2 separate regions of the Homo sapiens genome follow, and region 2 is linked to region 1. The links are chromatin loops, found by intact Hi-C in ENCODE. Cell type or tissue: HCT116. All regions are shown on one strand. Each heading gives the region's core, and the rest is flanking DNA. Links, peaks and the distances in the headings are about the cores only.

Region 1 (12,434 bases), core at 4,938-7,437:
GTCTTGGAAAGTCTGAAGGGCAGGCCAGCCTGGGAGATGGAGGACACACTGGAGTGGCAGGTGCCTCGGGCGGCCGGCTGAGCACCAAAGAGGGACTTCTCACACACAGGTCCGCTTGGTCTCCTACACGCTTGCCCACGCGCTCCGTGGATGCAGGAGCCGTGGTTATCCTTGGCAGAAGGTTGAGTAGCACCTGCCTTGCCAGGGACCTGCTCCAAGCAGGCACGTCTGGTGAATGCTGTGCCAGGCCCTTCCGGGAGCAGCCCCTCCCCGGGTGCCGGGGTCACCTGGCTCTGCCTGCCTGCATGTGGATCCCTGCGGGGCAGCGGGCACCCGGATGACGTGGTTTTCCCTCACTGGATTGGAGTGGAGTGAATTTAACCCCCTCGTGGCTGCCATCATTTTCACTGTGAGGGAAGAGCAGCCGTGCCGTGGTGGTTTTAGATGTCGTCTGTGGAGGACATCAGGCTGACATCCACGTCCTGGACTCCCCCTCGTTTGGTTTCAGAATTTCTCTTAAAGACAACATCATATTGTGACCCCAAAGCATTCGATAGAAATATCAAAATTTTAAGGCACTTTGAGAATTAAGATAAAATATCTGTAAATATTATGTCAAATTTCACCAGACTTTTCTCCTGTCTCGTTAACTCAGCCTCCTCTAATCTTGTCTCTACTCACATAATGTGCTTAACAGCAGCCGCCTCCCGTCCCATCCACATTCCCTGTGCTCCCGGGGCAGTGCACTGTGCTGTCGCCCGACCTGACGTCGCTTTCTTTTGAGACATGTTTCTCCCTCTCCTCCTGCCTGCTGGTTGTCTCATGGATAAAACAGTTCAGCGCTGCAGCTGCAGTGCGATGCCCACGGTGCCCAGGTCCTATCTGGGTGTAAGACCATCAGGGTCAGAGCTGGGCCGTGAGGAGCCCACCTGGGCCATCCCCAGCTTCGCAAAGAGGGGCCTGGCTCCACACACAGGGTGCGCCCGACACCTCTCATGGCCCAGCTGCAGCCTCCCTAGCTCTGGGCTTGGTGCTCCAGCCCACGCAGCCTCTCTGTAAATTATTTTTAGAGTCCCAGGAATGTTGCACTTGGAACTTCTGAGTCTCCCTTTCCAGGATTAGGAGGTGAGGAGGTGAGGGAACAGGCTGTTTGTGTGGTTGGGATGTTTCTAAGGGGAAGCCGGCATCTGCTGCCATGGCCCTGAGCCGCCGGCATGACGACGCTGGTGATCTCAAGGGCTGCGAAGCTCAGGTGAGGAGAGAGTGCATGGGGTGTGATTGTGAGGGGACGGATGGGCTGTGTGGCCATGCAGGGAGAGAGCACTGGGAGGGGGGCGGTGATCTGTGTGAGGGATGGATGGGGGCTGCGTGGCCCCTGCGGGGAGAGAGCACCGGGGTGGGTGATGTGTGTGAGGGATTGGACGGACTGCATGACCCCACCCCGAAACACAAGCCATCCCCAGAGAGAGGCAGGCCTGCTGGGAGGGCGGCGACCATGGCTGGGGCTGGCAGGGGGTGGCCGGGACTGGGACGAGCCCACTCTCATGGGGTGAATCAGCAAGTCTGGCCAGAGTGCAGAGCAGCCCTGACTGACTCCCAACTCCAGCTTCCAGGCAGGAGCAGGCGGTGGCCAGCAGGGGTTCCTGTGAAGTCCCAGGAGTCTGTAGCTGGAAGTGGGCGTAGGGAGCACTGGATCCGTGCCTAACCAGGTGGCCATCCGGGTCCCTTGTGCTGGCTCTGGCTGGACCTCATGCCAGGTCACTGTGGGGATGGCCCCGGAAAAGGGCACCCTGGGGAGTCACTCCTGGAAGCTCGTTCGTTCTGACCTCTCGTTTACAGACCCTCCTTTACGATTTCTCAAAGTCTGAAGTTCTCCTTGGAGTGGGGACTGATTTCCTACTGCCGCTGTAATCACTCACTTGGTGGCTTAAAGCCACACACATTTATTATCCTACAGCTCTGTGGCTGGAAGTCTGAAAAGAGTCCCACTGGGCTAAAACTCTAGCTGTCGTCAGGGCTGGTTCCTTCTGGAGGCCGCAGGGAGAATCCTCCCCTAGCCCCAGGCCTCTTCCAGCCTCCAGAGGCGGCTGCGTTCTGTGGCTTGAGGCTGCCACCTCCACCTGCAGAGCCAGCCATGGGGCTCAGCCCTTCTCACGCACGTCCCCCCGATTCCTGCCTGTTTCCTCTCCCACGTCCAGGGACCCAGTGGCACCTCAGACCCGGCACAATCTCCCCTCTCGGGTCAGCTCAGCCGCGCCCTTCATTTCGTCTGGAGCCTAAATTGTGTTTTCCATGTAGCATGACACGTTCACCAATGCTGGAGTCTAGGATGGAACATCGTTGGGGGGCACCGCTCTGCCTACCACAGTGTGGGATGATGGTCAGAGAAGCCATGGAGATGAAGCAAACGTGATTGGCACAGCCGGCCACGAAGCCAAGGGCACCATGAGCACATGTGTGCTGTGAGCACCCTGCACACATGGCCATTCCGGGGTCATGTGGTAGGGGGGAGCGCATCTCTGGGAGGGGCCCCTGGTGAGCTCTGTGCTGAGTGTGGCCCTATCTGAGGGAAACAGGTACTTTAGCATGCGTGTGTGTGTGCTGTGTGTACACACATGTCCATGCACATATGCCTGCACGTGTGTATGTATGTGTGCACACTTCAGGAGTCAGAGGTCACCCCCACAGCGCTGGTACGTGTGTGTGTCTCTGTGTGTGTATACGTGTGTGTCTCTGTGTGTGTACGTGTGTGTGCACATGCTTCAAGAGTCAGAGGCCACCCCCACAGCGCTGGAGTGTGTGTGTGTGTGTGTGTGTGTGCGTGCATGAGCTTCAGGAGTCAGAGCCACCCCCACAGCGCTGGTGTGTGTGTGTCTGTGTCTGTATGTGTGTGCACATGCTTCAGGAGTCAGAGCCGCCCCACAGCACTGGTACGTGTGTCTGTGTGTGTGTGTGCGCGTCTGTGTCTGTGTGTCTGCGTGTGTATGTGTGTGCATATGCTTCAGGAGTCAGATCCACCCCCACAGTGCTGGTACGTGTGTCTGTGTGTGTGTGTGTACGTGTGTGTGTGTACGTGTGTGTCTGTGTGTGTACGTGTGTGTACGTGTGTGTGTACATGTGTGTGTGTACATGTGTGTGTCTGTGTACGTGTGTGCACATGCTTCAGGAGTCACAGCCACCCCCACAGCGCTGGTACATGTGTGTCTGTGTGTGTGTGTCTGTATGTGTGTGTGCATGTACGTGTGTGTACATGCTTCAGGAGTCAGGGCCGCCCCCACAGCGCTAGTACGTGTGTGTGTCTGTGTGTGTGTGTCTGTGTGTACGTGTGTGTGTACGTGTGTGTGTGCACACTCTTCAGCAGTCAGAGCCGTCCCCACAGTGCTTTCCCTGGCTTTTCTGCCTCATTCCTACAGGCTCCGCTGTGGTGACTGCAGGCTCCTGTCCCTGTAAATCAGCCCATCCTCAACACCGGCTCTTCACTCCTTGCTTCAACCACCTACAGTAGCTTCAAACCCCAGGAATGTGGTTATAAAAATGAAAATATGTAAAGTGAGACGCCATCTAATGCCACCCTTTTGGTGGAGAGCAGATTTAGGCTTAAGACAGCTGGTGCCTGAGCGTTTGCGAGTTCACGTTCTGAGGCTCGGGAATGCTTGCAAGTGGATATCCAGGCAGCAGCATCAGTCGGTGGTCTTAAAAGCAACAGGAAGACATTTTTGTGTTGCCAGGAGAGGCACATTTTATGACTTACTGTGCTAGAAATCTGCATATACAAAATATTGATGGAATGGAGTTAGGATTTTTAGGGTCAAAAAATACACACCAAGATAAGAATTGTAAAAATATAATGAACGGTTGGGCCAGAATTAGTACAAGCGGAAGTGACTGAAAGGAAGTTTGGTGACGGGAGGGTCCCTCGTTGCGGTTACTTTGGGGAGACTGTGAATCCTTGAGGGAGGGTGTGGCCTGGCTCCGCCCAGGGTTGGCCTCTGACCCGCTGTGCAGCCCCGGGCGACCCCCAGCGCTCAGGCCTCCGCGTCTTCATCTGAGGAGAGTGGGAAAAAATCCTTCAGAGGAAGGAGGGCTGCCATGGGGATGATCCTGAATCGCTGGTGTACCTGGAGTACCTGATGTGTGTCTGCTCCGTGAGTTCTCTGGGCGTTGGAGCTGCCGTTGTTACTGATGGCTGCAGCCCGTTGTTGGGTGCCTATGGTTGCCGAGCGCTGAGCTTGACCCGGGCTGTGTGCTGGGATCACTTCAGAGCTGCATAAAGCCCGGTGTCCAGGGCCGCATCCCAGACTGACTAAGCCGGGGCATTCGGGAGCAGAACGGGCTGCCAGGAGGCGCCCAGCACGTGGTCCAGGTCAGGGCCGGTGGCTGCTCCACTGGACAAATGGGACAAACGGGACTCAGGGCCAGGTGCTCTCCTGCCTCACTGGGAGGGTGACAGACGGTTGTGGTTGTTGGGACCTCTGGCAGAGCAGGGAGGGGACCGGAGCCAGAGGCTGAGACGGGCGAGTGGGATCAATACCAGCCAGCACCGTGGGCTTCAGTGCAGGGCCCTCCAGCCACCCTGCCCCAGAGTGCATTCTTGAGCTCCTGCTGTGGGGTTCTGAGTGGGGGGGTCCCTCCTGGCATCCCCCAGGGGCTGTCTGTGCCTGCGTTCCTCCTCTTGCCAAGTCCCGGGGACGGGGCTACATCTGGGGCTTCCGGATCCCTCAGACGCTGGTGAGTGCAATCCTTTGCACACAGAAGGCACTCAGTAAGAAGTGTTGAATTGGTTGACTATTCTTGCCAAATTTGTACATCTTTCTTTCTGTCCCCAACACCCTGGTATGTGGCAAGCCTTGGGGTTAAAGGAATGAGCCCCGGGGTGAGATCAGGAGGAAACTTTGCCCCCCTGGAACTAGCTGTGCTCTTGAACCAGTCACTTCGCCTCCCCATTTAAAAAGTGGAGATGGTGAGGCAGACGGATCACGAGGTCAGGAGATCGACACCATCCTGGCTAACATGGGGAAACCCCGTCTTTATTAAAAATACAAAAAATTAGCCGGGCATGGTGGCGTGCACCTGTAGTCCCAGCCACCCGGGAGGCTAAGGCAGGAGAATCACTTGAACCCGGGAGGTGGAGGTTGCAGTGAGCTGAGATTGCCCCACTGCACTCCAGCCCAGGTGACAGGGCAAGATCGTCTCAAAAAAAAAAAAAAAAAAAAAAAAGTGGAGATGGTAATTTCTGCCATCCTCACTATGTTAGAGGCTGTGGGGATCAAATGATAGATTTTTGCAAAATATTATACAAATACAAAGTCTTATCCCGGGCAATAGCACCCTAGTCCTAAGCCCAAGCTTTGTACCTGTCAGGTTCTCCTGGGAGGCCTCTCACACATCCAGGGACCCGCAGCCACGCCAGGCAGGGTGCTTTAGGCATAGCTGCAGCGCGGCCTGGCCTGCTGTGTTCGGTCCCTTGAGTTCTGAGAACGCCCTGCCTCTGCCTCCCCTTGGAGCCTGGGGTCTGTTTGGGCTCCTCCTCCCCTCAGTCCAAACCCTCTTTAAAGCCAGGTTGATGCTGACCAGAACCCAGTGTGACTGTGACCCTGGGCACACCGCGCCCCTTAATTTGTCAATTTGGGGAATTAATCTGTGGAAGAATGAGTGAGAGTCAGGGGTCAGGCCTGCTGGCTGGTTGTGCTCCACAGGGGGCTAATGAAGACCCCCCGGCGGGGAGGGAGCGAGGCCAGGAGGGTGCCCTGCCCCCGTTTCCTGACGGCCGGTCAGCAGGCTGTGGGGTTATCTGGGAGCCCCACAGCCCAGCCTGCAGGAGTCGTGGCCTGTCCTGAGAAGAGCTGCCTCTTTCGGGAAGTTCGAGCTTTAACTGTGGAATGGACTCTGACTGGCCTGTCCAGGGCAGCCCCCACACAGGAGCAGGCCCAGGAGTGCCCAGGTCCACCTGCCTAGACAACAGATTCCACCTGCCAGTGCCATGTCCCTGGAAAGGCTGCCCGCCTGCCTGAGCCACAGCCCCAGAGGGCCACTCACCTGCCCATGCACCCCAAGGGTGGCCCATCTGCCCATGTCCCTGGAAGAGCCGCCCAACTGCCTGGCCGCGCCCTTGGAAGGGCTGCCCACCTGCACATGCCACGCCCCTGAAGGGCCACTCACCTGCCCATGCCCCCCAAGGGTCGCCCACCTGCCCACGCCCCCGGAAGGGCCGCCCACCTGCCTGGCCACGCCCCCGGAAGGGCCGCCCACCTGCCTGGCCACGCCCCCAGAAGGGCCGCCCACCTGCCTGGCCACGCCCCCGGAAGGGCCGCCCACCTGCCTGGCCACGCCCCCGGAAGGCAGCCCACCTGCCTGGCCACGCCCCCGGAAGGGCCGCCCACCTGCCTGGCCACGCCCCCGGAAGGGCCGCCCACAGACATCCTTTTGGCTGAGTTCTGCTGCCTGAAAACTTCTGTCAAAACACAGAATCGTTTCTGGAAGTGAGACGATTGAACTGGTTTCTTGCCAACAGGTGTCCCAGAAGGAGCGTTCGCAGCTCCCTGGAGGCGGGAACGGAGTCCCCCGGGGAGAGAGTGGTCCAGGGTTTGCCCTCAGGCGTCCACACTGTCCGCCGGCGAGGCTGGTCCTGTTCCCAGCACCCACGCTGCTAGAGCCACCGGATCTCCCAGGAGGAGACCCAGCTGCACTCAGAAGAATCACGCTGGCCTAGGAGATGGACGGCGGCGTGCGGGGTGAGGAATAAAAGTCCTGCTGGTGCTGCCCGAGGCCCGGGTTGTGTGGACGGCGGGGGGCGGCACCGGTCTCTCAGTGCCCGGGTTCTGTCTACGTTCTGCCGCCTCCCTGGCCGTACCCGTACCGCTATTAAGAGGGATATGTTCACCGCTGCCCCACCCATAGAAAACAGACTCTGTGGTGCCCGTGAAAACACACGTTGGTGAGACTGGCACGCCCATGTCACGTGGCCTCATGATCACTCCGGGCTAGGCCCAATTTCCAAATAAGGGTGTGCCCACGGGTGCTGGGTCAGGACCCCTCGATTGTCACCCAAGAAGCCGTGCCGGGCTCTGGCCTATGCGACCTGTGGTCGTCTGTTACAGTAGCGGGAAGCAGCCTGGGGCCGTGGAGCTGTGCGGGGGCAGAGCTGGCTCCTGGGGTTTGAGGGAACGAGGGCCTCAGAGGGGGTCTGTGGAAGACGGGATCTGGGCAGCCCCTTGCTGGACGCTGAGCAACGTCGGACTGCAGCTTCCTGCCGGGACCTGACATGCAAACAGCAGAAACCATGGGGGCGCGACGCACTTGCTGGGGCAGGCGGGGTGGGCAGCCTGGCGCCAATCACCTCGGCTCTGCAGCCTGGAGCGGACGGGGCAGGGGGCTTCTGCTGCATCCGAGGGCCGAGCGTGGCTTTCCATTCCCAGCCAACGGGTCTGGAAAGCAGACCGCACGGGTCCAATAATCAATCATCCACTTAATCAATTAGGAGTATGCTAATGCAGGAGGATGGCGGGCGGCACTGCACAGGGCCCGGGCTGGATGCTGGTCCCCTAATCAGTGGCAGGTGAAGGGGCTGGGGCGGGCCGGGGGCGTCTCCGTGCTTAGAGGGAGAGGATGCCCGGACGTGGGCCTGGGGGCTCAGCCAGCCGCCTGCCCGCGAGAGGAGGCGCCGCTTTGTCCCGCAGTTACCCTGTAGGGAGGGCTTTCCTGGGTTGTCTGTCACTCAGCGCCAAGCGAGGCAGTTTCAGGGAACATTTTCATCACTTCTAAGACCTGGAGAGTGCACTGAGTCCAGCCTCGAAACGATCCCTGCTTTTCATCACAGAGGGTGAGTCTGCTGACTTTTGCCTGCAAACCCTGAGATGCGGTGACATAAAAAGTGAGAAAATCGCCATTCCCTCTCAGCAGCGCAGGTGAGCTTGAGAACCGCCTGCCCCCACGGGGCCGCAGCGCCCGACCCGTCTCTAAAACAGCAACAGCGGCGCCTGCACCGACGTCTGCTTCTAGGCCCGGATAACCTAATGCACCTTAACGCACTTTGCCAACGCTGCTGGGAGCACAAATGCGGATTTATTATAATTGACAATGAGTCTTGTTTCCATCGGTGCAGTGTAAATATATGTGAAATTTACTAGGAGAGACACCACTTTTTGCAAACTGTGATGCTATTTCCCTCTGAATTCAGCCAGTTGGAGCTTTTTAAAGCATCTCCCTTTCTCTCGGGGTGCGGGTGCCCGGTGTACTCTCCCTGTTGCCACCTCTGCCCGGCCCCTTTCCTGGAGGCTCCAGGAGAGAAGGCACACAGCTGCCCTCCACGCTTCCAGCTTCTCAAGGCTGCCCATGGCTTGCAGCCTCTGCCTTTGACCCAGCAACGCGGGTCGCCCTCCCCCACCATCTCTTGGTGGTCCCAGCATCTCAGGTCGGCCTCTCCCACCATCTCTCTCTGGTCCCAGCATCTCAGGTCAGCCTCTCCCACCATCTGTCTCTGGTCCCAGCATCTCAGGTCGGCCTCTCCCACCATCTGTCTCTGGTCCCAGCATCTCAGGTCGGCCTCTCCCACCATCTCTCTCTGGTCCCAGCATCTCAGGTCGGCCTCTCCCACCATCTGTCTCTGGTCCCAGCATCTCAGGTTGGCCTCTCCCACCATCTCTCTGTGACCCAGCAGCGCGGGTCGCCCTCTCCCACCATCTCTTGATGGTCCCAGCATCTCAGGTCGGCCTCTCCCACTATCTCTCTCTGGTCCCAGCATCTCAGGTCGGCCTCTCCCGCCATCTCTCTGTGACCCAGCATCTCAGGTCGCCCTCTCTCGCCATCTCTCTGTGACTCAGCAGCGCGGGTCGCCCTCTCCCACCGTCTCTTTGTGGTCCCAGCATCTCAGGTTGGCCTCTCCCACTATCTCTCTCTGGTCCCAGCATCTCAGGTCGGCCTCTCCCACTATCTCTCTCTGGTCCCAGCGTCTCAGGTTGGCTTCTCCCACCATCTCTCTGTGACCCAGCAGCGCGGGTCGCCCCCTCCCACCATCTCTCTCTGGTCCCAGCATCTCAGGTCGGCCTCTCCCGCCATCTCTCTGTGACCCAGCATGTCAGGTCGCCCTCTCCCGCCGTCTCTCTGTGACCCAGCAGCGCGGGTCGCCCTCTCCCGCCATCTCTCTGTGACCCAGCATCTCAGGCGGCCTCTCCCGCCATCTCTCTGTGACCCAGCAGTGTGGGTTGGCCTCTCCCACCATCTATCTCTGGTCCCCATGCCCCCCACAACCTGAGGGTCTTGGGGTTATATTGGGCCCAGCAGACCATGCAGGATGCTCTCCCCACATTGCAGGGCCCAAAGCTGTGTGGGGCTTTTCCTAATCATTCTTCTGGATGATCTGTATGAAATTCTCTCACTCCGTGGCACACAGAGACACATTTGAGGGCCAGCATGAGACCAGCTCAGAGGGTCACCCTTATGTGAAGGCCTCGGGCCACAAGGCTGTGGCTCACCTGTGGAGGTCCTCGCTGCTTGCTGGCAGAGCCGGAACCAGAGAGGTCTCTGGAGGGGCTGCAGATGTGGGGTGGGCACAGCCTCAGCCTCAGTGTTTGCTATGGTGTTGCTGCAGGCAGGAAGTGCCTCCGAGGGAATCTGGCATGGGGAGGTCATGGCCTGACGGGAGCCCTCGGGACCATGTGTGCCAGGCTCTGGGGGCCCTGGGGTGGAGCTCGGGCTCTGACCAGCTGGCCTGTGGCTGCCGGCCTGGGAACCAGAGTTGTGCATGGCTGCCTGAGACGGCAATGGCCTCGACTTGGAGTGTCTGGCCAGTGGCACGTCAGAGCCCGTGGGATTTAAAATGTCCTGGGCTCAGTCTCCCTGGTGGGAGCCCAGCCTTGGGGGGTCTGCAGGGCCCAGGTGATGCTGGGAGCCCAGACCCTTCGCTTCCTGTCTTCCCAGCAGCACCCCCAGTGCGTTCCAGGTCGTGCGGGCGCTGAGATGGGTGTGAGTGCGTCTCCTGCTGCCTCTGTGGCCCATGTGTGGCGCTGGAGTTCTGGAAGTCCTTAGAGTCCCAGGGGGCCCCTTCCCTGCCTCAGGCCCAAGTTCTGCACCATTCAGGCCTATGGTGTCTGCACAGGAGAGGGTGGGCGCCCACGCAGACAGGAGGCCCTGTGGGGGCTATGGGAACGGGCAGCTTCTCCCGGAGGACGTGTGGTCATAAAGCCCATCGTGGCTCCCGGGGATGAAGGGGCAGGTGACTCACAAGGGCCCCTTGGGGAACCCTGTGTCTACTCTAGGCCTGCTGCGATGGAGGTGGCATCTGTGCACCCCACCCCACAGCGGTGTCTGGCTTTCCTTTGGCTGACCATCCCCGAGCCCTGCCCCCTTCTGTGGAAGTCAATTCGGCTGAAGGCGTGGGGTGGTCCGCGTGCACCTGCCCCGCAGGGCGCAGCCTCCCTGGTTCAGAACAACTGCCTCCCACCCGAGTGGATGCCAGGCTTTCTATAGGAACATCCGTGGAAAGATTTTTCTTCTGAAATCTTACCCAGGTTCTCAACAGTTGGGACCAATTTAGCCCCAGCTTTATCACGGCCTATAAATTGGCTTCTCATTCTTTGGGTTTAAGATTCCATCCCAAGCATATAATTACTTCCCCAAACATGCTTTTATGCTCCTAAGTGACCAGACATCATGTCCCTAATCCTTTATCTTGATTAGAAATGGATCCCATATTTTAGTGGGTTGTCAGCCAGCCCCTCGCCCTCTGGACCCGCTGTCTGAAGTTGGCAGTGTGGTTGTAAGCCCGTTCAGTCCCGAAATAGCTGACCGCCGCTCACTGCATTTTCCATCTCAGCAGGACCGTGTGCGGCTGCAAAGCTGAGCTGTCGTCTTGCCTGTGGCTTCCGAAATGCAGCCCTGGGCCCTGTGATCGCTGCATTTTCTCTGCGCAGCTTTGAGGGACGGAGTGTGCTGACCAACAGAAGAAAGGCAAACAGCAGAAACTGACACTGTGGTGGCCACTGGACGTGGCCTCGGTCGGCTGCGGAGAGAGAATTTATTTCCACAGCGACCCTCAGGAGGCGCAGGTCTTGGCCAGACCCATTCTTAGAAAGGAACATGAGATCAGAAAGGCTTGTGTGTTGTTTTAAAACAAACCCTGCATCCACTGCTCACCTAGTCCTCTGTGAGGCAGGTGACACCTCCTCCTGAAGAGAATCGGGGCGTCCCGCAACTACCCCACTCTTCCCACTGCCTGTGCAGTGCAGAGCAGGACACACCTGCAGGGGCCAGGGGACAAGCGCTGGGTTCCGTAGAACGGTCCTGGGTCCTGTAGAGGGGTCCTGGGTTCTGTAGAGGGGCCCTGGGTTCTATAGAGGGGCCCTGGGTCCTGTAGAGGGGTCCTGGGTTCTACAGAGGGGCCCTGGGTCCTGTAGAGGGGTCCTGGGTTCTGTAGAGGGGTCCTCGGTTCTGTAGAGGGGTCCTGGGTTCTGTAGAGGGGTCCTGGGTTCTATAGAGGGGTCCTGGGTTCTGTGGAGGGGTCCTGGGTTCTGTAGATGGGTTCTGGGTTCTGTAGAAGGGTCCTGGGTTCTGTAGAGGGGTCCTGGGTTCTGTAGATGGGTTCTGGGTTCTGTAGAGGGGTCCTGAGTTCTGTAGAGGGGTCCTGAGTTCTGTAGAGGGGTCCTGGGTTCTGTAGAGGGGTCCTGAGTTCTGTAGAGGGGCCCTGGGTTCTGTAGAGGGGTCCTGGGTTCTGTAGAGGGGTCCTGGGTTCTGTAGAGGGGTCCTGGGTTCTATGGAGGGGTCCTGCGTTCTGTAGAGGGGTCCTGGGTTCTGTAGAGGGGTCCTGAGTTCTGTAGATGGGTTCTGGGTTCTGTAGAGGGGTCCTGAGTTCTGTAGAGGGGTCCTGGGTTCTATGGAGGGGTCCTGCATTCTGTAGAGGGGTCCTGGGTTCTGTAGAGGGGTCCTGAGTTCTGTAGAGGGGCCCTGGGTTCTGTAGAGGGGCCCTGGGTTCTATGGAGGGGTCCCTGGGTTCTGTGGAGGGGCCCTGGGTTCTGTGGAAGGGTCCTGGGTTCTATGGAGGGGTCCTGGGTTCTGTGGAAGGGTCCTGGGTTCTGTGGAGGGGTCCTGGGTTCTGTGGAGGGGCCCTGGGTTCTGTGGAGGGTCCCTGGGTTCTGTGGAGGGGTCCTGCGTTCTGTGGAGGGGCCCTGGGTTCTATGGAGGGGTCCCTGGGTTCTGTGGAGGGTCCCTGGGTTCTGTGGAGGGGCCCTGGGTTCTATGGAGGGGTCCTGGGTTCTATGGAGGGGTCCTGGGTTCTGTGGAGGGGTCCCTGGGTTCTGTGGAGGGGCCCTGGGTTCTGTGGAGGGGCCCTGGGTTCTGTGGAGGGGCCCTGGGTTCTGTGGAGGGGTCCCTGGGTTCTGTGGAGGGGCCCTGTGTTCTGTGGAGGGGCCCTGGGTTCTGTGGAAGGGTCCTGGGTTCTGTGG
Region 2 (12,434 bases), core at 6,520-9,019, 100 kb before region 1:
CGAGTGAGTTCCCGGGGGCTGCCATGGCAAATTACCTCCTCTATGCAACTGAAATTCGTTTTCTCACAGTCCTAGAGATCAGAATTCCTGGATGCAGGTGTGGGCGGGGCTGGCTCCTCTGTGGCTGTCAGGGAGACTCCAGGCCTCTCCCAGCTTTGAGTGCTGTGAGATCCTGGTGCCCTTGTCTTGTGGGTGCATCACCTTGATCTCTGCCTCCCTCTTCCACAGCCTTCTTGCCCTGCCTCTGTGTCTCGTGTCCTTATAAGAACACCAGTCACTGGATTCCAGGCTGACCCTCATCCAGCTCAACCTCATCTCCACTCTCAACTATCTGCAGAGACCTGTTTCCACACAAGCTCACATCACGAGGCTCTGGGGGGACGTGGATTTTGGAGGAACACCTCTCAGCCCACTACAGAGCCTTTTACTACCATCAATCAAATGAATTTTTCAAAGGCACGTCTGTTATACATTTTTTTTTCAGTGAGCTTTTTCTGAGAACTTTTTGGGTTCAAAGCACCCAGATGGTATAAATGACGTGGAAAATGGCCCTCCCAAAAAGATGCCATGAGGGAGCTGCACATGGGGCTGGGGGGAGTCGGAGACAGCACGTGTGAGCGGACGTGTGGCCGGCACCCAAACCAGACGCCATGTGATTACAGATCCTGCAGGGAATTACAGGAGGCAACTCAACGTAGGAGATTGGTGTCATACTAACAGAAAACCAAGACTGAAGAGACAGGAACGACTGTCCGGGTTTCCCAGACAGGACCGTCCCAGGAAGCAGACAACACAGGCCTGCGTGCGGCCCTGGCCTTGAGTGTGCTGGACGCAGGGGACCGTCCCAGGAAGCGGACAACACAGCCCTGCGTGCGGCCCTGGCCGTGAGTGTGCTGGACGCAGGGGACCGTCCCAGGAAGCGGACAACACAGCCCTGCGTGCGGCCCTGGCCGTGAGTGTGCTGGACGCAGGGGACCGTCCCAGGAAGCGGACAACACAGGCCTGCGTGCGGCCCTGGCCGTGAGTGTGCTGGACGCAGGGGACCGTCCCAGGAAGCGGACAACACAGGCCTGCGTGCGGCCCTGGCCGTGAGTGTGCTGGACGCAGGGGACCGTCCCAGGAAGCGGACAACACAGGCCTGCGTGCGGCCCTGGCCGTGAGTGTGCTGGACGCAGGGGACCGTCCCAGGAAGCGGACAACACAGGCCTGTGTGCGGCCCTGGCCGTGAGTGTGCTGGACGCAGGGGACCGTCCCAGGAAGCGGACAACACAGGCCTGCGTGTGGCCCTGGCCGTGAGTGTGCTGGACGCAGGGGACCGTCCCAGGAAGCGGACAACACAGGCCTGCGTGTGGCCCTGGCCGTGAGTGTGCTGGACGCAGGGGACCGTCCCAGGAAGCGGACAACACAGGCCTGTGTGCGGCCCTGGCCGTGAGTGTGCTGGACGCAGGGGACCGTCCCAGGAAGCGGACAACACAGGCCTGCGTGCGGCCCTGGCCGTGAGTGTGCTGGACGCAGGGGACCGTCCCAGGAAGCGGACAACACAGGCCTGCGTGCGGCCCTGGCCGTGAGTGTGCTGGACGCAGGGGACCGTCCCAGGAAGCGGACAACACAGGCCTGCGTGCGGCCCTGGCCGTGAGTGTGCTGGACGCAGGGGACCGTCCCAGGAAGCGGACAACACAGGCCTGCGTGCGGCCCTGGCCGTGAGTGTGCTGGACGCAGGGTACCGTCCCAGGAAGCGGACAACACAGCCCTGCGTGCGGCCCTGCCGTGAGTCTCCACCTTTCTGTCTCTCTGGGCTGTGGCTGGGCAGCACGGAAGGGGGGAATCACCTACCTTTTGGTCCAGAAAAATCCATTCCACAGTTTCCACCTTCCCTCACTGACAAACGGGATTTTAAATCCCTTTATCTGGAGACAAACAGAAAGTGTGTGCTTGTGGCGAATAATTTCAGCTGATATTCTTACCAGCTGTTAAGAAACACATGCAAAAAAAAAAAAAAAAAAGACTGGTGACATCTGGCTGGCATTGATATTTTGTGACAGAGTATCTTTTTCCTGGGGGTGTTTTCCAAGAAACCAGTCTCTGGGTCCCCAATCCCCTCACTGCCTGACTGCTTCAGCCTCCAGCCCCCAACCTTTGACCTCTTTGAAAAACAAAAAAGAAAGTGATCATATTGACCAAAGCAACTGTAACCCAAATTGCGGCCACATAATTGGGCGTGGTGACATTGCATTAGCTCAGATTAAACAATGGCCCAGCAGCTGCTTCCCCACGCCAGGCTTTCGACTTCAACTTCCCCTGAGCCACACAATGGGGCATTTTGCTGAGATGGGAAAGATCAGGAGAGGAGGCCCTGTTCCCTGCCACGGCCAGCTGACCTCCTTCTCCTCTTCTAACTGCTTGTAATCGGAGGGATTGTAAATAATGTCAGATAAACGTACTAACACTGTGAATGTTTTCTCTGAAATGTCCAAGTCTATTTTGCCTCATTTTCCCAAGAACGCTGATGAAATGGGCCAGTTTCAGACGGAAGTTTAGACTGGTTAGACCCCTTCTGGATGAGCCGAGGTGCTCAGATACAGCCCGGCACCAAACAGGGACTTTGCCGTCAACGGCACACCCCACAGGTGGCGGTGGCGCCGTAAGATTGTCATGGAGCTGAAAGCGTCTGGTCCCTCGGCTGTCACCTGGCTGTCACATCACAGCACAACGCATGGCTCCCGCCCCTGTGTGACGCCAGCGTGAACAAGTCCACAGCGCTGCCAGCCGGGCACAAGTCCAGCACACGTGATCGTCCACAGCACACACGACCAGATAATGTTAATAAACTTTGTTCCCGGGTGCGTATTTACTATACCAAACTTTTAGTCATTATTTTAGAGTGCGTTCCTTCTATTTATTAAAAAAAAAAGTTAACTGTAGAGCAGCCTCAGGCAGGTCCTGCGGGAGGCGTCCAGGAGAAACCGTGTTATCACAGGAGACGACAGCTCTGTGCATCACTGCCCCCAGAGACCTTCCAGTGAGACCAGATGTGGAGGGGAAGACGGTGATATTGATGATCTTGACTCCATGCAGGCCTAGGATGATGTGTGTGTCTTAGTTTTTTAACAAAAAAGTTTAAAAAGTTAAAATGTTTTAAACAGAAAAAAGCTAATAGAATAAGGATATAAAGAAAGAAACTATTTTTGTGCAGCTGTACAACATGTTTGTATTTGAAGCTACATATTATAAGAGTCAAAGAGTTAAAAAATTAAAAAGTTTATAAAGCAAGAAGGTTACAGTAAACTAAGGTTGATTTATTATTAGAGAAGGAAATTTTTAACAATGGATTTAGTGTAGCCTAAGTGTGTGGTGTATGTAAAGCCTACAGCAGCACGGTCATGTCCTGGCTTCCCACTCACTCTCCACTCACTCATGGACTCACCGGAGCAGCCTGCGTGTGCAGTGTGTGTAAAGCCTATAGCAGTGTACGGTCATGTCCTGGCCTTCCCACTCACTCCCCACTCACTCACGGACTCACCGGAGCAGCCTGCATGTGCAGTGTGTATAAAGCCTACAGCAGTATACGGTCATGTCCTGGCCTTCCCACTCACTCCCCACTCACTCATGGACTCACCGGAGCAGCCTGCGTGTGCAGTGTGTATAAAGCCTATAGCAGTGTACGGTCATGTCCTGGTCTTCCCACTCACTCATGGACTTACCGGAGCAGCCTGCGTGTGCAGTGTGTATAAAGCCTACAGCAGTGTACGGTCATGTCCTGGCCTTCCCACTCACTCCCCACTCACTCATGGACTCACTAGAGCAGCTTCCAGCCCAAGCTTCATTCATGGCAAGTGCCTTACACGGCCGTACCACTTTACATCTTTTATGTCTTGTTTTTACTGTACCTCTTTTCTATTTTTTAGATATGTTTAGGTGCACAAATACTTACCATTGTGTGACAATTGGCTGCAGTATTCAGCACTGTGTGAGTTTGTAGCCTGGAGCTTCGGCCTCCAGCACGTAGCCTGGGTGTGCGGTGGGCTACACCTTCTAGGTGTGTGTGTGTGTCCTCAGTGATGTTAACACAGTGACAAAATCACCTCACATGCATCTCTCAGAACACACAGCTGTATTCCTCCTCCTCCTGCCTTGCATGCGGAAGCTTTTTCTGATGGCGTCAGCTGCCCATGGCTCCCACCCAGACCCCTCAGCACTCATGCAGAAGTGTCATGTTCTGTGTGGCAGGGACCGGTGAGTGCATGTTTAATCTGCTGTTAGAAGGGCCCCTGGGTGTTCCAAGAATGGCCCCAATGCACCAGGACTGGAGGCCCCCTGGGTGGAGAAATCACCTCTCCCAGCCTTTCAGTTCACAGATGGGGAAACTGATTCTAAATCCATTTCATCAGGCCCCGTGATCACAGTCGACGCCCTTGCCATCGGATGTGTAACAGCTACACACTCCCTGCACCTCCAGACTGCAGGGACCGTGCGGAGAACGTGGGACCCTCGTGCTCTCTGTGCCTTGTGACTGCAGGGGCCCAGCGTGTTTGCTGAAGGGAACCCTCTGCCTCCTCCGGTTTGGGTCTTTCCAAGGAATTGCAGGCAGTGGATCCAGGAGATCGCAGAAATCCCAGAATGGAAATGTGAATAAAAACACTTCCCTGGGGTCAGCAAAGGTCAGGAAAAACCTGGTAATTACTTCAGTAGAGTGCAGGGAAACACAATCTCTGCAAAACTAAGTTTCAAAGTCCTGATTTCAAGGGAGGTGGATATTGGAAAAAAGAAACAGCCAACACCCAACCTGAGTCTCTGCCTGTGGAGCCTGGGACCGCCTGGCTGCTGTGTATCTGCTGAGGTGACATTGCTCAGAACACAAGCACGTGGGCTCACGCTGTCCTGCTGTGGGGTCCTGACCAGAAGGGAGGTGATGAGCAAAGCCCAGGTCCTCCCACCGCGAGCGTTTCCTGCAGGGCCTGTGGGTGAAGGACCCTTCCCTTTCCCTCCAAATGTCACCCTGCCCCTGAATCCCTTGTCTCACGTCTTTGCTGGTGGATGTGAGTACCTTCTCCACTCCTTTAAAACTACATAGAACACCTTACAATGTCCCGATTATGCTCTGAAAGGTAAAAGCTGTTTCACAGGGCGTGTGTGTGCATGTGTGTAGACCAGTGCTGTACAATTTGGTTTAGATCCCTGAAAAAAATCTCAATTCTTTCTCATAATTTAGTGCAGAGAATAGAATAGAAGACAGCGTCAGTGTGGCAAGCTTCAAAACGTGTGAGTAGAATCGTGCCGTGGCTCACGCCTGTAATCCCAACACTTTGGGACGAGGCAGGAGAATTGCTTGAGCCCAGGAGTTCAAGCCCAGCCTGGGCAATGTGGCAAGACCCCATCTCTAAAAAAAAAAAAAAAAAAAAAAAAAAAAAAAAGATACACAAATTAGCCAGGTGTGGTGGCGCATGCCTGTAGTCCGAGCTACTTGGGAAGCTGAGGTGGCAGGATGGCTGGAGCCCAGGAGTTCAAGGCTGCAGTGAGCTATGATTGCACCACTATACTCCAGCCTAGGCAACAAGCAAGTCTCTGTCCCTAAAGAAAAAAAAAGCGTGAGTTGCTGAGGCCCAGAGAAGCCAAGGGACTGGCCTGAGGTCACACAGCAGGGGCACACTGTGTGGGGACGAAGCTCGGGCTCCCCCCACCATGTGTGCTTTCCTTGTTATTAATTCACACGAGTGAATAGTTGCAAATGATGCATCTGGATAAACACTGGACTTCTGTTTCCCCACAGCTGCAGGAGAATCACAGTCTCAGCGGCTGCTGCTCCTGACGGGCACGCGTGATGCCCAGTCTGGAGGGTTCGCTGCAATCAGTGCTACAGCTTTAGAAACTGTGATTTACTGCTGATTTAAAACTCTTTAAAGAGCCGACTTCCTGCCGATGGGGCTGAGGGAAGAGCGGCAGGCGCAGTGCTGGCAGAGACTCCGGCAGGGCCTCGTGCGGGGGCCGGGAGCAGCGCCTTCTTTTTAGGAAACGACGCTTCAGGCTCAGGCCCGTCCATGCTCCTCTCCCGTGTGAGTGCAGAGAAGGTCCTGGGTTCTGTCTGCTGCTTCACTCTGGGGGTGAGTGTGCCTCTGGAGTCTCTGAGGGGGCGCGGGAAGGACCTTCAGTTCAGAGCATTTAACCAAAGCTTTTACGGCAGCCGGCGGGGCAAGGGCTCCCGCAAACTCCGAGCTTGAGAGACAGCACCTCAAATTTTCGAACCCTGGTCCTCGTGGAGCCATGCAACGCTGCTCCAAGGAGGGCAGTGGCGGCCCTGGCGCTCTGGGAAGGCCTGGAGGGCTGAGCCTCGGGCAGCCAGCACCACCCTTCCCTCCCCTCGGTTCCCAAGAATCCCAGAGCCATTGAGGAATTGAGGCTGCCACGTTTTAGGCACCCCCAGGATGAGTACAACGTGGGTTTAACACGAGGGAGGCTGCCGCGCTGTCCTGCTTGGTCACGTTAACTATCCACATTTTCCCAAGGAGCAAGGATGGGCGCGTTTCCTCAAGGTTCTTTGGTGGTGGTTTCAGTCTCTGGCTGAGAGAACTGACTGCGCAGGCTTAGTCCTCATTAGTCCAAGACCCAAAGCTTCCAGGATGCAGACGGGAGCTGCAGTGAGCACCCGTGCACCTGCTGATTCTCCATGAGGTCCTGCATGGCCGTGGTGGGCTCTTTCTACAGAAGCTCAGGACTTGACTTGTGTTAGGATGGAGAGTCATAGTGTTGTCTTGCTTTACTTTTTTATTTTTAAAAAATAGACACAGGGTGTTGCTCCGTTGCCCAGGCGGGAGTGCAGGGGTGCAATCACAGCTCATTGCGGCCTCAACCTCCTGGGCTCAAGCAATCCTCCCGCCTCAGCCTCTCAAGGAGCTAGGACCACAGGCACCACCATGCCCAGCTCATTAAAACAATTTTTTTTTCTTTGGTAGAGATGGGATCTCACTATGTTGCCAAGGCTGGTCTCAAACTCCTGGCCTCAAGTGATCCTCCTGCCTTGGCCTCCCAGTGTTGGAATTATAGGCATGAGCCACCATGCCCGACCTTGTTTTACTTTTTATAAATCATGTATATAAACATATTTTATTAATCCCAATACAACCAAGGCCTTCAAGTCCAAAAGACCTGCAGCAGAGGTGGCAGAGGAGAGAGATATGTAAGTGCGGGAAAAATATTCTTAAGGTCTGTTTTCAAGATTTAGTGAAATTTTGGGAAAAGGTACGGAAAATATTTTCATATTTTTTACTTACAATTGTCACTGTGAAAAGAGTTGCTTTTTATGGAGTGACATAAATTTGAAAAAAAAGGTTGTGTTTAAGAAATTAGATACAGCTCTGAAGTATACATGGAATGTCATTCGGCTCAGTAGAATGTGGTGTGTGGGCAATTACCCAGCACGGTAATTCCACATTACAAACCTTTAAATTTAAAACAGATCAAAATAAATCAATTTTGTAAGTGGCTTTACCTAGGTGCAGTGTTTGCATTATGCAACATTTATTTAATATTGTCACGCTGTCCTTGAAGAGCCCGTTTATTCATATTTTGGTCCTCAACCAGGAGCAGTATCTGCTATCTGCACAGCTGCCTCTGGGGGCAGCTCCCAGATCAGTGGCTGCAGAGGCACAGGTGGTGGCTCCACCTGGGCGTGGTGTGGGCTGCGGTGGCCTCCGAACACCTCCGGGAGTGAAAACCCAAACTCTCCTTTGCTGTAAAGCATAATTTTTGTTTTAAATCCTAGATTGAAAAAACCGTGTCACTGGAAGTTAGGAAGCAAACTTCAATCCTAGTATTGTTTTTTTTTGAAATGGAGTCTCGCTCTGTCACCCAGGCTGGAGTGCAGTGGCGCGATCTCGGCTCACTGCAAGCTCCGCCTCCCGGGTTCACCCCATTCTCCTGCCTCAGCCTCCCGAGTAGCTGGGACTACAGGTGCCCGCCACCACGCCCGGCTAATTTTTTGTATTTTTAGTAGAGACGGGATTTCACTGTGTTAGCCAGGATGGTCTCGATCTCCTGACCTTGTGATCCGCCCGCCTCGGCCTCCCAAAGTGCTGGGATTACAGGAGTGAGCCACTGCGCCCGGCCCAATCCTAGTATTCTTAACCACAGTCATTTGCCATTTTTCTTGCACTTCTTTTTCCTATGTGCACTTTTTACAAAGTTGCAATCATAGTCCAGGAACGATTTTTACATTCTGCTTTTCTTTTTACTCAGTATGTTATCTGCAATTTCTAAGTTGCTACATAGTCTTCAAAACCATAATTGTAAAAGTCTGCTTAATACTTCATCGGGCATTTATTTTGAAAATTCTCTGTTCTATAAATGACACTATGACCAATATATGCCCCTCCCTCATGCCATGTTAATTACTGGGTCAAAGGACATAAACATAATTTTGTTTCTTGATACACATTGCCACATCTCTCCTCCCCGCATTGAACAAGCTTCAGTATCACTAATATATAAGGATACATTTCACCACAACTTATCATTACATTTTTGTAACATAATGAAATAAACGATTATTTAATTACATTATTTGACCATGAGCAAGTCTGGCTATTTTCTCATTAAGATTTACAATTTTTCTTTCATGTTTATCTAAATCATATTAATGGATTTCTTATCGATACATTTTTCTATCAATTTGTTTGATCTTTTTATGTAATAAATAATCCCTTATGCTGCTTTTTAAATCTCTAGGATTGTCAGAATATATCGGGAACATCAAAGGCCATTTTTTAATTGTTTTTTCCATAGAACCTGCATTTATTTTTACTTTAATGTTTTACCATTTGGTTGATGGAAGTCACACTTAACTGCCAAAGGGAGCTGTTGAGTTGGTCAACCAGTGTGCAAATCTGATTTGATGTCATGCCAGCCCAAAGTAAAGACCCTGGTTTCTGCAGGGCATGGAATGGGTAATGAACTCTGACCCTTTCTGTAAGGAGGATGGATGACAGCGCGGGGATTCCCATCAGGACTTCCACTTCCAGGAAGGTCGATGGGCTCCAGCCATCTGCAGCCTGCGTCATCCTCTGCCTGAACTCACTGGGGTGCAGTGAGAAGGTGCCCAGACGCCCCAGGGTTTCCTGGGGCTGCTGAGGGCTTTGAGAAGGAGGCTTGCTGGGCCCCAGGGCAGGGAGGAGGTGCCAGGAATTAATTTCATTTTTGCAAATTCACATTAGGACTCAGAACTTTGGAAGACTCATGGAAATTCTCGAAAAATTATTCTGCCTCCAAAGCATTGTGAGAAAGCTGGATCGATAAACATCATTGCTGACTGTGTGCCAGGCACTGAGTTGGCGCTTGGTGTAAACGGTCTCTGCTCCTCACAACGATTCTAAAAGGCTGGTGGGTTTTTTTACTCCAGGTTGGAGAAACTGGAAACTCAGGGTAAAGTGTTCCTTGGTGATGTGGTGGGTGACCTGCAGTGCCGTGACCCGTCCGACTTGAATCTTACGCTCTTCTTACTGGCTGTGGGTCCTAACAGAGACACTGACGCCATTCTTGCCCAGTTATCCCTTCGGGATTTGTTAATCTTTTATCTGAAGCTTCAAAGTTGTCAATTGGTCTAGGGCTCTGGGCCAAGTATGGACTTTACATGGTTCAGACAAGTTGCCTAGGGATTAATTTTCTTCTTTGTGCCTTTTCTGTAATTAAAAGATTTTTTTAAACAATAACTGTGTATCAGAAAAATATAATAAATGCTGTAAACATTTTTATGAAGCAGACAATTTGCTTATAAAAGCAATCATGGCTGCAGGGCTTAGGGCAGAAGAAATGAATGTTTCCCTGAGATTTCCTCTTTTTGGCCGTGGCTAACCAAGCAGGCCACTAATGATGAGATTGGAGGGAATTATGTGTCATTTCCCTCGAGGGGTGGCCAGTTTTCGGCAGCAGGGCAGGGTTCCTGGGGACTGTGAAGCCTCTTTGGTTTTGTAATACTCATGTGAGGCTTGGCCCACATCACTTAGAGTGTTTTATTTCTCTTTAGGTCTTGGACCTGGACCTGAGAGAGCCCAGAACCCCAGTAGCAGCAGAAGGGCCGAAGCGTCACATAGAAACTGTGGGCTGCGGTGGCTCTGGAGCTGGTCAGCGTGACTCTGCCGTTACCTCTGTCCCCTTGGTGAGGTGATTCAAATTCTCAGAACTCTTTCCCCATTGGAAACATGGGGATAATAGCTGCTACTGGGGTTCTGGGCTCTCTCAGGTCCAGGTCCAAGTGTGTAGTGCTGCTGTGAGGGTTAAACGAGATAAATATGTGTAAAAGTGCTTAGTAGAGACACACTTCGTATTCTCAGTCACTGCCTGTGTTCCACCCAGAAAAAGTGCTTTCTGAGTCAAATTTTATCTGTTTTTCAAGGCTCAGCTGATCCCAGCTGTGAATAAGTTTATAGGAAGCTTACTGTTACCCCAGGCAGGAATCCCTCTACTCCAGCTGAGATTTTTCGGCAGTTAGGGCCTGTTCTATGGAGTAAGCCAGCAGTAGTTACATTTAGCCTTATGTTGCTGTGTGCATTTTAATGTTTGTGCCTGAGTAGATTATAAGCTCTTTGAGGGCAGGAACCATGTGTTCGATGTCTTGGAATATCTTACAGAATCTCGAATAGTGGCCAGTCCTCCAGCAGAATCTGCAAACTGACTCCTTAGTGTGAGCCGGAAACTGCAATGCTGTTTTCAAAGTGCTGGCCTTCAGGAGGTAGAGAGACCACACTGGCCAGTGCATGTGGTCCATGCCAGATGGCTCCATCCTACCTCCCTTTGCAGGGGCTGGACAAGGGCAGGCTGGGTGCTTGACTCAGCCAATTCTGAAGATAGGTTTTTGTGTGGCAGAGATCAGCCAGAAAAAGAAATTCTATTTTGATTTGGTCATTTATTGGCATGAGGTTTTACTTTTGCCCGTTGTGGTCAACCAGATGTACTGGTTGGTGCTGGCTGCAGCCCACGGAAGGCCCCACCTGTGCCATGGGCACAGACAGATGGGAGCAGCTGGCTGCCTGGAGACAGGACCTTGGTTTCCGTTTGATGCAGTCACTCCAAATAAACATGCAGTCTATTGTCTGTAGCTGGCATCATTGACTTTCACAGGTAACCTCCAAAACAAGACGGGGTCTCTCCACCGGCCTGGGTGGGGGTACAGCTACACCTTGCACACGGTTTCATATGAAGAGAAACATGAGATGAAATAAATAAAGGAACAGGAAAGAGAGATACAAGAACTAAGACTGAGGAGTGTCTCACTTTTAATCTTTCTCTCCTCGTGTCTTTGGGGTGCCACAATTTTAGTGACTGGGACTAGCGATTCCAGCATATAATACATTTCACAATCACAACTTACATTTTTTCTGTTTTCCAACACGTTTAAAGTATACGAAATGTAACATCACATCAGTCTTCAGAATAGTGATAGAGTCAGGTATTACGCATGATCGTTCTACTAAGTCTATTTGAGGGAAGCAAACGTTGAGAATTCAGGGATGAGATTCCAGCGTCTGTCGACCTCGGCGCCACCTGGGTGCTGGTTTCTCCTGAATCCAAACGCGCATTTTAAGCAGACCCAGGCGGTTTCTTGCACATTCGCGTTGGAGAAGCGTTGCTTTGGGGTCGGCACAGAACTCCTCTCCATGTTTCGTTGAGTTACAGCAGGCCCCCGGGTTAACAGTCCTCCCCCGACTTGCCAGATACAGCAGCCTTCCTTCTTTCAGAAGGCCTGGGAAAACTGCTCAGGCTGGGACTTGCGGGCGGTGAGATTCGGTGCCACAGGGGGCTTCTAGTTGAGATTCGTTCCCCATCCCCCGGGTCCCAGGGGCTTTGCTTGTGAGAAACTGTTCTGCTCTTTTAGGGGTAGCGGCAGCCACTTCAGCACAGGCTGAGGGTCTCTTATCTGAAGTGCTTGGGACCAGAAATGCTTTGATTTTTGGATTTTTTGGGGGATTTTGGAATATTTGCATATATATAATGAGATATCTTGAGACGGGACCCAAATCTAAACATGAAATTCATTTATGTTTCATACACATAGCCTGAAGGTCATTTTATGTAACATTTTAAATAATTTGTGCATGAAGCAAAGTGCTGACTGTGTTTTGACTGTGACCCATCACATGAGGACTGGTGGAGTTTTTCACTTGTGGTGTCATGTCGAGGCTCAAAACATTTCTGATTTTGGAGCATTCTGGATTTCAGATTTTCCTATCGGGGTGCTCACCTGTGTCACTGCTCTGCCAATCCACCACCAGGCTTGTGCCCCTCAGGTGAGACACATGGTCCAGAGAGATCTTGGGTCTCAGACAGACAAAACTGACAAGGACAAAAATGCACCCTCAGCTGAGAAAAGAGGGCAACAGAATCACCCAGAAATGCACCCTCAGCTGAGAAGAGGGCACCAGAAATGAATTCTGGTTAAAAACACTGTG

Evidence for each region. Peaks named below come from ENCODE experiments on the same cell type or tissue, not always from the same donor. Only the 100,000 strongest peaks of a DNase experiment are listed, where the experiment ranks them.
Region 2: a loop joins it to region 1, with 2.2 times the contacts of the local background. A loop is called at or near these places in 10 of 110 quality-filtered maps.

What each region holds. Positions count from the first base shown.
Region 1 is chr6:170,154,422-170,166,855 of GRCh38, reverse strand. It overlaps LOC105378153 (a long non-coding RNA gene), which reads left to right and starts at 6,412. Exons shown (of 3, transcript XR_943322.3): 1 at 6,412-6,731; 2 at 7,817-7,904; 3 at 10,814-11,088. LOC102724511 (a long non-coding RNA gene) reads right to left here and starts at 6,214. Exons shown (of 3, transcript NR_125878.1): 1 at 6,160-6,214; 2 at 4,128-4,385; 3 at 3,829-4,045. RefSeq lists enhancers at 1,893-2,830, 5,361-6,225. In HCT116, for the core only: no CTCF peak of the experiment used is centred there; DNase peaks (open chromatin) are centred at 6,105 and 6,395; H3K4me3 peaks cover 1,655 bases; H3K27ac peaks cover 1,351 bases.
Region 2 is chr6:170,256,080-170,268,513 of GRCh38, reverse strand. It overlaps LOC154449 (a long non-coding RNA gene), which reads left to right and starts at 5,945. Exons shown (of 3, transcript NR_002787.2): 1 at 5,945-6,098; 2 at 10,013-10,144. LOC285804 (a long non-coding RNA gene) reads left to right here. Exons shown (of 3, transcript NR_126021.1): 3 at 229-1,845. RefSeq lists enhancers at 741-1,317, 1,318-1,894. In HCT116, for the core only: a CTCF peak has its summit at 7,611; a DNase peak (open chromatin) is centred at 7,633.